Linked DNA regions of Homo sapiens: region 2 is linked to region 1. A link is an interaction called in ENCODE POLR2A ChIA-PET data of the cell type or tissue named here. Cell type or tissue: OCI-LY7. All regions are shown on one strand. Each heading gives the region's core, and the rest is flanking DNA. Links, peaks and the distances in the headings are about the cores only.

Region 1 (5,368 bases), core at 193-5,192:
ATGGGATATGTTTGCAGTGTCTGAACTGCTGTTTACAAGGCATTTGTTATAATGTGGGGAAACAGTTACGTATTTACACCCACCAGGAAAATACACTTCATGAAACTGCGGATATGGAGCCAAGCTTAGTGCCTCATGCCTGTCATCCCAGCGAGTGGGGAGACTGAGGTGGGAGGATCACTTGAGCCCACGAGTTGGAGGCTATAGTGAGTTATGATCATACCATTGCACTCCAGCCTGGGCAACAGAGCAAGATCCCATTTTATTTTATTTTATTTTTAAAATTGTGGGCCAGTTGTGGTGGCTCATGCCTGTAATCCCAGCACTTTGGGAGGCCAAGGCAGGAGGATTGCCTGAGCCCCAGAGTTGGAGACCAGCCTGGGCAACATGATGAAACCCTGTCTCTACTAAAAACACAAAAAGCTAGCCAGGCATGGTGGCACATGCCCGTAATCCCAGCTACTCAGGAGGCTGATGCAGGAGAATCGCTTGAACCCGGGAGGCGGAGGTTGTAGTGAGCCAAGATCGTACCACTACAGTCCAGCCTCGGTGAAAAAGTGAGACCTTGTCTCAAAAAAACTGGTAACTGTGGTGGGCTTTGGGTGGGGGGAATCCGTGGGACTTTTTTCTTCCCTTTTCTGAATTTTTCTGCAACAGGCATGTGCTGCTTTGGGGACTAATAAAAGAAACTTAAACCCAAACCGCTTCTGCTGAAATGATTGGATGTTGCTGTGACCTTTCTGCCTAGCAGAGCAGAGGCTGCACAGGGTGGCAGGTGGCACAGGCTGGGAATTGCATCACCACGGAGATACCAGCTAAGGCTATCACGCCGGTGGCCACACCCTTACTTTCAACTGCATGGACTTTGCCTTTATCCAGTTCTCCCCACCTTGGGGTATATCGGTCTTGGAGGAAGCTCCGGTACTTCCCTCTGGCTTGGTACAGTGCTAGTGGAAACAGCCCAGTGGTAAAGGAAGGCCATAGTAGCTCTCTGCTGCCAGGTGATAGGGGGACTTCCCCTCGTTGGGGGTTTCCAAGATGCATGGGGGCTTTTTCTATGCAGCCTCCCCGGATTTCCCAAGGGAAGATAACAAGGCCTCCCCTGCTGTGTGAAGGAAAGCTGACATGGCTGAGGATTGTTACGAGAGAAGCTTAAGCTTAAAACTGCATGAGGCCGGGTGTTGTGGCTCACGCCTGTAATCACAGCACTTTGGGAGGTGGAGGCTGGCAGATCACCTGAGGTTGGGAGTTCGAGACCAGACTGACCAACATGGAGAAACCCCTTCTCTACTAAAAATACAAACTTAGCCGGGTGTGGTGGCTCATGCCTGTAATCCCAGGTAATTGGGAGGCTGAGGCAGGAGAACCGCTTGAACCCAGGAGGCGGAGGTTGCAGTGAGCCGAGATCACACCATTGCACTCCAGCCTGGGCAACAAGAGAGAAACTCTGTCTCAAAACAAAAACAAAAACAAAAAAACTTCGCATGGATTGTGTTGATAAATGAAGACCACCCCAAAGAGAACAAGCAAAGCCTGCTTATTCAGACCTTGTTATTGCAAGAGAAGTGGGCCAGCAAAGGCCAGCAAAAATTTTAAAAAGCTTTATTTATGTTTTGATATAGGGTCTTGCTATGTTGCCCAGGCTGGTCTTGAACTCCTGGGCTAAAGCAATCCTCCATGCCTCAGCCTCCCAAGTAGCTGGGATTACAGGCACGCACCACCGCTCCTCACTTAGGGAAAACACTCCCAACTTCCTCCTGCTGGGGGAAGTCTCTAAAGGTGCTGGCTAAGGGCCCCTCTGCAGTCTGTCAGTTTCCAGCCTCAAGACCGTCCTCCACAGCTGCTATTACTCACTTAGCCCCGCAGTCCCTGAGTCCTATGGTTGCACATCTGTGCGTTATGTCACCCGGCCCAAGGCAGTGACACGCACTGAAGCTTGTTTATTCCGAGTTTCCAGGAGCCATCTGCCCGGGGACACTGCCCTGGACCAGGCTGGGCTCTTTCTCCCCTGATTCCTGCAGGGCTGCTCCCAGGACTCCTCTGCAAAACCACACTTTCTCTCTCAGGCCAGGTCTAAGGGGGCATCTCTTCTGGGTTCTTTTGCATCCTTCTGATACTTTTTTTTTTTTTTTTTTGAGATGGAGTCTCGCTGTCACCCAGGCTGGAGTGCAGTGGCACAATCTTGGCTTGCTGCAACTTTCGCCTCCTGGGTTCAAGCAATTCTCCTGCCTCAGCCTCCTGAGTAGCTGGGATTACAGGCACCTGCCACCACGCCTGGCTAATTTTTGTGTTTTTGGTAGAGACGAGATTTCGCCATGTTGGCCAAGCTGATCTTGAACTCCCTACCTCAGGTGATCCACCCGCCTTGACCTCCCAAAGTGCTGGGATTACGGGTGTGAGCCATTACACCTGGCCTGGGCCACAAACATTTAATTCTTTAAGTGTGGGGCTTAAGGGCAGCTTTCCGGAGGAGGTGACAGCCTAGGTGTGTCTTGAAGGATGGATGTGGCAGGCGGAGGCTGACGGTGGGAAGAACCTTGAAGAGCTCAAGTGGCCAGGGAATGGGGACCAAGATGAGGGCAGAGGAGTGGCAGGACTCAGTCAGGGAGGGCCTTGTATGGCAGGGCTGTAAAACTGGGCTTTTTCCTAAGGGCAATGGGGAGCCCTGGAGGGTTCTAGGCAGTGGAGAGACGAATTTTAGACCTGAAGCCTGGTTCCCTAGGCCATACGGGGACTGCATGGTGACAGATGGGAGGAGATGGTCTGGACCTTAGGTGTGAGCTGAGAAAAAGCAAGTCATTGAGAACGGGATCCCCACACTCTGGGTTTCCATCTCCTCCCAGCAACAGGAGGGACCCTAGCCCCGACGCCTCTGATGTCGGGACGAGGGTTTTGCTGCCTGCACTTGAGGTGCAAGGCGGACCTCAGCTGTCTGCCTCCGAAAGCTCCCAGTGTCCTGGCAGGGGGTAATTAGCCAAGCTTCACAGGGCCAGGGACAAGGGCATGCTTGTTTGTCCAAGCCTGCTGTCCCACTGTGAAAATCGACATTCTTTTGTGTCCCTAAAGGAATGTTAAGCCGGGTGAGTGGCTCCCACCTATAATCCCAGCACTTTGGGAGGCCGAGGTGGGCAGATCACCTGAGGTCAGGAGTTTGAGACCAGCCTGGCCAACATGGCAAAACCCCATCTTTACTAAAAATGCAAAAATTACCCAGGTGTGGTGGCGGGCACCTGTAGTCCCAGCTGCTAGGGAGGCTAAGGCAGGAGAATGGCATGAACCCGGGAGGCAGAGCTTGCAGTGAGCCGAGATCGTGCCACTGCACTTCAGCCTGGGAGACAGAGCGAGACTCCGCCTCAAAAAATAAAAATAAAAAATAAAATTAAAAAGTACCTGGGTGTGGTGGTGGGTGCCTGTAATCCCAGCTACTCAGGAGGCTGAGGCAAGAGAATTGCTTGAACCCGGGCGGCGGAGGCTGCAGTGAACCAAGATTACACCATTGCACTCCAGCCTGGGCAATAAGAGCAAAACTCCAGCTCAAAAAAAAAAAAAAAAAAAAGAAGGGGGACACCTGTCAGGTAGTGCAGGGCAGAGGGACTGTTTCTGTACAAAGCATTTCACACTTGCCTTTTCATGTTGATTGGGCAAGAAGAAGAAGACGCCACAATCTTAGTCCAGAGCGATCAGCTCTGATAAAAGATTTAGCAAGGGCCAGGCGCAATGGTGCACACCTGTAATCCCAGCACTTTGGGAGGCTGAGGCAGGAGGACCGCTTGAGCCCGGGAGTTCAAGATCAGCCTGGGCGACATAGCAAGACCCCATGTCTACCAAAAAATAAGAAAATTAGGCCGGGCGCGGTGGCTCACGCCTGTAATCCCAGCACTTTGGGAGGCCGAGGCGGGCGGATCACGAGGTCAGGAGATCGAGACCATCCCGGCTAAAACGGTGAAACCCCGTCTCTACTAAAAATACAAAAAAATTAGCCGGGCGTAGTGGCGGGCGCCTGTGGTCCCAGCTACTTGGGAGGCTGAGGCAGGAGAATGGCATGAACCCGGGAGGCGGAGCTTGCAGTGAGCCGAGATCCCACCACTGCACTCCAGCCTGGGCGACAGAGCGAGACTCCGTCTCAAAAAAAAAAAAAAAAAAAAAAAATAAGAAAATTAGCCGGGTGTGATGGTGTCCACCTGCAGTCCCAGCTACTCAGGAGACTGAGACAGGAGGATTGCTTGAGCCAGGAGGTTGAGGCTGCAGTAAGCCATGATTGTGCCATTGTACTTCAGCCTGGGTGACAGAGCAAGACCTCATCTCAAAAATAATAATAATAATAATAAGATTTAGCAAGGAAGAGAGGAGGAAATGGCCAAAATGAAGTTTTTGTGTCTTTGGCAGGAGGATGTCCGTGAATGTCATCAGTGAGCCGGCGCCTGTCCCCCTCTACCCTGGAGCTGAAGGCAGCTTCTACACAAACCCTCCTGGGGCCTGCTCCGTGACTCAGTTTCCCTGTCATGTGCTGCTGCTGCTTTTTTTTCTCTTTCATTAGGGCTTCCCCTCCACCCTCCCTGCAGGGTCACTGGGCTGGTGCCCTGGGCAGGGAGGAACACCAGCATGTGGCCTCAGACCTCAGAGTCCTTTCTGCTCGCTCATTGACCTGTTTGCAACTCTGGACTCACAGCCGACGTTGCAAACTGAGGTTCCTGGAGTAATTCTAACCCTTTGGGAATCGCCCCACCCCCAGACTGTGAGCACACCAAGGGCATGATCCATCTGTCCAGGCCACCCTTGTGTGCCACTGGATGCATGAAGGAATGTTGACATCAGCCTAAGGTCCTGCGTCAGCTCCCAGTAGCCTGATGTCAGGACCTCAAATGCAGGCTGAGAAGAGAACATAGGAGATGGGCCTTTTATAAGGCCAACCAGAAGGTCAGAAGACTTGGGCTCCAGCCGGATGCGGCGACTCACACCTGTAATCCCAGTACTTTGGGAGGTCGAGGTGAGAGGATCACTCGAGGCCTGGAGTTTGAGACCAGCCTAGGCAACACAGTGAGACCCCATCTCTAAAAAAATTAAAAAATTAGCTGAGTGTGATGGTGCATGCCTGCAGTACCCGCTATTCAGGAGGGTGAGGTGGGAGGATTGCTTGAGCCCAGGAGGTCAAGGCTGCAATGAGCTATGATCACACTCCAGACTGGGCAACAGAGAGAGACCTTGTCTCAGAAAAAAAAAAAAAAAAGAGAGAGAGAGAGGAGGAGGAGGCTGGGTGCAGTGGCTCACACCTGTAATCTAAACACTTTGTTTGTTTGTTTGTTTGAGAGGGAGTCTCACTCTGTCGCCCAGGCTGGAGTTCAGTGGCGCGATCTCAGCTCACTGCAAC
Region 2 (5,368 bases), core at 160-5,159, 180 kb before region 1:
AGTGCATGCCTGTAATCCCAGCTACTCGGGAAGCTGAGGCAGGCAAATCGCTTGAACCTGGGAGGTGGAGGTTGCAGTGAGCCAAGATCACGCCACTGCACTCCAGCCTGGGCGACAGAGCAAGACTCTATCTCAACAACAAAACAAAATAAATAAATAAATAAATAGCCCAGAGGATTAACTGTTCTGGCACTCCACACTTGTGCTGTCTGCACACATCAGCTGCCTTTCCTGGAGGGAAACGCTCCAAATTGGGCTGTACTCGGCTCAGAGAGACAAGCTGCCCCCACTGCCATCGCCACTGCCCTCCAGATGCCTCTGAACGCCACAGCCAGGCCGGCAGAAGCAGCTCCTGGGATGGGTAGAGGAGCGCCAACGAGAGCTGGGATTGAAGGATGGAGAGGGGCCGGGCATGGGGGCTCACCCCTGTAATCCCAGCATTTTGGGAGGCTGAGGCGGGTGGATCACTTGAGGTCAGGAGTTTGAGACCAGCCTGGCCAACATGATGAAACCCCATCTCTACTAAAAATACAAAAACTAGCCGGGTGTGTTGGCAGGTGCATGTGGTCCCAGCTACTGGGGAGGGCTAAGGCAGAATTGCTTTAACCCATGAGGCGGAGGTTGCAGTGAGCCGAGATCATGCCACTGCACTCCAGCCTGGGCAATGGAGCGAGACCCTGTCTCCAAAAAAAAAAAAAAAGAAAGAAAAAGGGTGGAGGAGGCCCCCACCCTTCATGGGCCCCCACCCCGAGCTTGCTTCTAATTCACTTGACAAGGTTGCACAGGATGCCCACTCCGCAACAGGCAGGGTGCTAAGGTCAGGGATGCGGAGGACAACATGATGATGGGGCCGTGACCCACTGGAAGTCACACTCTGTCTGTGAAGGTGACAGACAAGCACGAGGGCAATTATAGTCTTGTTTGTGATGCGGGCTGTGGCTGGGGACACAGACAAGAGGCACCTAACGTGACCTGGAGAGGGAGATGAGGTCAGGGAAGCTTTGCAGAGAGGAGTGACAACCCAGCTGAGACCTGCAACGAGAAATCAGCCCAGGGACACAGCCGGGGAGCATTACGCACGCTCTAGGGGAGAGGCAGCAGCGTTCCAGGAAGCGAGACGGAGCACAGTACGTTTTAGAAACGATGAGGCTCATCGTGGCTGGCACAGAGAGACACAGGCAGGGCCTGGCCATGCCTAGTCTGTAGCTTTTCCAGGAGCCACGGGAACCCCTGAGCTGCCTGGGAGTGAGGCCATCAGATACAGATCTTTACCTGGAGCCAATGCAGCAGCCCCACCGTCACGTCCTGTCTCTGGCCCTACGCTTCTGTCCAAATCACCGTCCTCCAGGGCCATGCAGAAAGCCACTTCTGCAGGCTGCCATCAAACACACCTGGGAGTGGCATTGTCTCCCGTCCCCTAAGCAGCCACAGGTAGCCCCCGCCCCAGAACAGGGCCTGGCCTCTAACAAGCGGGATGGCTGACTGTGACCTTGAGGGGCTAAGGGGTCGGCAGGCCAAGGGGACCAACCAGTTCTACCTTTGAGGTTTTCCCAGTTTGCAGAAGCAGAAACCGAGGCATGCTGTCCGGGTGCAGTGGCTCATGCCTATAATCCCAACACATTGGGAGGCCAAGGCGGGTGGATCACTTGAGGCCAGGAGTTCAAGACCAGCCTGGGCAACATGGTGAAACCCTGTCTCTACTAAAAATACAAAAAATTAGCCAGGCATGGTGGCGGGCGCCCGTGATCCCAGCTACTCGGGAGGCTGAGGCAGGAGACTCACTTGAACCCAGGAGGTAGAGGTTGCAGTGAGCCGAGATCCTGCCACTGCACTCCAGCCTGGGCAACAGAGGAAGACTCTGTCTCAAAAAAAATAAATAAATTGAGGCATGCCACACCCCACACCCCACACCCCACGGACAGAGGGGGTGTGTCCCAGACAGGCAGAAAATAAGAACAGATCTTGGAATGATGGGGTCCAAGGTTCACTGTCTGGGGGAGTGGGGCTCCCACAGGGCCAGCTTCTGGGGTCATCACGTGACAAGCTGACAAAGTGTTCTTCACTGAGATGGCAGCTAGCTCCCCGCAACTGAATACACTGATTTTCCCAAGAACCTGGCAATACTATATAAGAAAACTATCCTTGTTTTTTCAGATGAGGCTCAGAGAGGTACAGTCACTTGCCTGTGGTCACACAGCAGCTCAGCAGTCAGGCTGGGATTTGAACCTAGGTGTGTCTGGCTTCAAAGACCCTGATGGTTCCACTGCACCCTGCTGTGAAGTGAGGGAGCCCTGGCCTCTGACCCAGGGCCACCAAGAGCATCTCTCCTTTGGATATGCTGAGAAGAGAATATCTCAGGGAGCTGGTGGCCCGGGGCAGGTGGGGAGGTGGACCAGGATCAAAGAGGGAGGATGTGGTTTGCCCACCTGCCCAGAGGGCTGCACCCACAGCTGGCAGCCAGGGTGTGCCCTGGGAGCAGAGGTAACCACCTCCTTCCCCAAAGCCCTGCCTCTCCCCACCTGGCCTCACTGCAAGAAGCGGCCATGCCTGAAAAACCAGCTCCTGGATAAACATGAGAGAAACATCAGACTGAGAGAGTCACAAGACCCCTTGGAGCTGCCAGGACCACCCTGGAGCCAGGTGGGTGGGCGGTGGGTCTTGTCTGCTGCAAGGAGCCACCCAGGAGCACCCAAGGGCCTTCCTTCCTGCACAGGGCTAACCTCTTTCCAGGCTACCCACCGAGTGCTGGCCCCAGGGTCCAGCCTTTGAGGACTTTGGGGAACCCGGTAGGGGTGGGAGGCAAGGGTGGGGTACAGGGGAAAGGTACTTGGGGCAACCTTCATTAGAGAGGGGCCACAACGATTTCACAAATAACAAATTAAATAACAAAGTAAAAACCAGCTGGGCGCGGTGGCTTGTGCTCATGTCTGTAATCCCAGCACTTTGGGAGGCTGAGGCAGGTGGATCACTCGAGGTCAGGGGTTCGAGACCAGCCTGGCCAACATGGCGAAACCCCGTCTCTACTAAAAACACAAAAATTAGCCGGGTGTGGTGGCAGGTGCCTGTAATCCCAGCTATTTGGGAGGCTGAGGCGGGAGAAGTGCCTGAACCCAGGAGGAGGGGGGCTGCCATGAGCCGTGATCACACCACTACACTCCAGCCTGGGTGACAGAAGGAGACTCTGTTTCAAAAACAAACAAATAACAACAACAAAAACAACAAAGTAAAAACCCCCCAAATCTCTCAAGACACCCACGCAAGACATGTGATCACCCAGGAAGCTCCATCTCCTTAGGAAGCCGAGAGCCCTGGGAAACTCATGGATTTGCCAATGGGAAACTGACAAACTCTTGCTGGGCTCCCCTGCTTCATTCATGCCCACCTGGCAAACCTGTGGAGGTACTTGCTGTGGTTCCATTTTCTAGAGGGTCAAACTGAGGCTCAGCCTCAGGCAAGTGACAGGCTGGAGTCCGTAAACCACCATAATCTAGGCTCTAGCCACAAAAACATTCACCAGAATAGCCACTGTTCACACAGGGCTGACCTCAGGCAGCAGTGGATTCCAAACATTTAGCAACCAGAACTGTATTTAGAGCTCTAACAGGTAACTCTGGTAAAAGTGGTCCTAGGGCAGGGCGCGGTGGCTCACACCTGTAATTCCAGCACTCTGGGAGGCCAAGATGGGTGGATCATTTGAGGTCAGGAGTTCGAAACCAGCCTGGACAACATGGTGAAACTCCGCCTCTACTAAAAATACAAAAATTAGTCGGGTGTGGTGGCACGCACCTGTGATCCCAGCTACTCGAGAAGCTGAGGCAGGAGAATCAACTGAACCCGGGAGGCGGAGGTTGTAGTGAGCCGTGATCACGCCACTGCACTCCAGCCTGGGCGACAGAGTGAGACTCTGTCTCAAAAAAAAAAAAACAAAAAACAACAGTGGTCCTACTCTGGCCCAAAGGGGCACAGGAGGCTTGAGCCTCACATGTCCCCACCACCCGCTCCTTGGTGGCCCCTGGGGCCCTCCAGGGCTCTGTGGTAATCCACACACTCACATTACCCTCAGCTGAGTCTCACAGCCCTGCAAACCTAGTGTTCTGTTCTCCCACTTAAAGATGAACAGGCAGGACGCAGTGGCTCACCCCTCTAATCCCAGCACTTGGGAAGCTGAGGTTGTGGGATCACTTGAACACAGGAGTTCAAGACCAGCCTGGGCGACATGGCGAGACCCCCATCTCTACAAAATAAAAAAATTAGCTGGGTGTAGTGGCAAGTGCCTCCAAGCCCAGCTACTTAGGAGGCTGAAGTGGGAGAATCACTTGAGCCTAGGAGTTCAAGACTGCAGCAAGCTATGATTGCACCACTGCACTCCAGCCTGGGTGACAGAACGAGACCCTGTCTCAAAATAATAATAAGAACAGATGAACAAACCAAAGCCCAGAGATGTGACATCACTCGGCCAGCCCTGTTCCGTTTGATCCTAACTCCTGCTCCTGCCTGCAACAGTGGCTTCACCACCTTCCTTCCCTACCCTCAGAAGTCCTGCTCTTATTTCAGGCAAACATGAAACTTCTACCCCAAGCAAAACAGCTGCAGGAGTGAAGACCAGAGACGCACCACCAGGAACCCCAGACTCCCACAGGGTGGGGATACATAAGATGATGGGCAAGACACCCCAGGGCACAGACAGCTCCCCTCCCTGGCACCGCCCTCAACCTCCAGCTGTCCTGGCCCCATAGCCTCAATTACTCCAGAGCCCACCTGGATGGCGGCGGGAGGATCGCATGGGGCCAGAGGCCCGGAGGGCAGCGGCAGGCAGGTGTAATTTCATCGCGGGGCTCACAGTATGAGTCACCAGAAACAGAAGATGAAATTCCAGCTCTGAGGGCGGAGATGAGCAGCTCCCCCGGCTTGGGGTCAGCTCTTGATGTGGGGGGTGGGTAGTGATGGGGTGCAGGCCACAGGCCCCCCGCCAGCCAGATGGTGCCTTTGTGAAAATGAGAAAGAGGAACCACCTTCTTCTGGGGGGTCCCGAGCTGATGCAGGGCCGGCCAAGCCGGTTTGCTAGATTTCCCTAGAGAGGAGAGTGGCTAGAGGTATGTGGCATATCCACACCATGGAACACTACTCAGGGACCAGAAGGGACCAGCTACCCGTGTACCCAGCAATGCCGTAAATGCATTATGCTGTGTGAAGCCAGATTCAGAGGCTGTGGACTGTAGGATTCCATTTATGTGACATTGTACAAATGGAAAACCATATACAGAAGACAGATCAGTGGTTGCTGGGGTCAGGACAAGAGACAAGGATGAACAAACGGGCTTCAAAAACTTTTAGGGGTTACAGGATTGTTCTAACTCCTGGGGTCAAG

What was found. Peaks named below come from ENCODE experiments on the same cell type or tissue, not always from the same donor. Only the 100,000 strongest peaks of a DNase experiment are listed, where the experiment ranks them.
Region 2: POLR2A ChIA-PET joins it to region 1 with 10 read pairs; 4 of 35 experiments call an interaction of 5 or more read pairs at or near these places.

The regions. Positions count from the first base shown.
Region 1 is chr7:74,280,569-74,285,936 of GRCh38, reverse strand. LOC107986742 (a long non-coding RNA gene) reads left to right here. Exons shown (of 2, transcript XR_001745024.2): 2 at 4,387-5,082. Among named protein-coding and RNA genes, the nearest start is that of CLIP2, 6.2 kb to the left of the region's middle. RefSeq lists enhancers at 914-1,153, 2,639-3,269 and a silencer at 2,824-3,118. In OCI-LY7, for the core only: no CTCF peak of the experiment used is centred there; no DNase peak of the experiment used is centred there.
Region 2 is chr7:74,462,285-74,467,652 of GRCh38, reverse strand. The region is part of intron 1 of GTF2IRD1 (GTF2I repeat domain containing 1); the gene reads right to left. Among named protein-coding and RNA genes, the nearest start is that of GTF2IRD1, 11 kb to the right of the region's middle. RefSeq lists an enhancer at 4,680-4,729. In OCI-LY7, for the core only: no CTCF peak of the experiment used is centred there; DNase peaks (open chromatin) are centred at 572, 1,092 and 2,462; H3K4me3 peaks cover 705 bases; H3K27ac peaks cover 893 bases.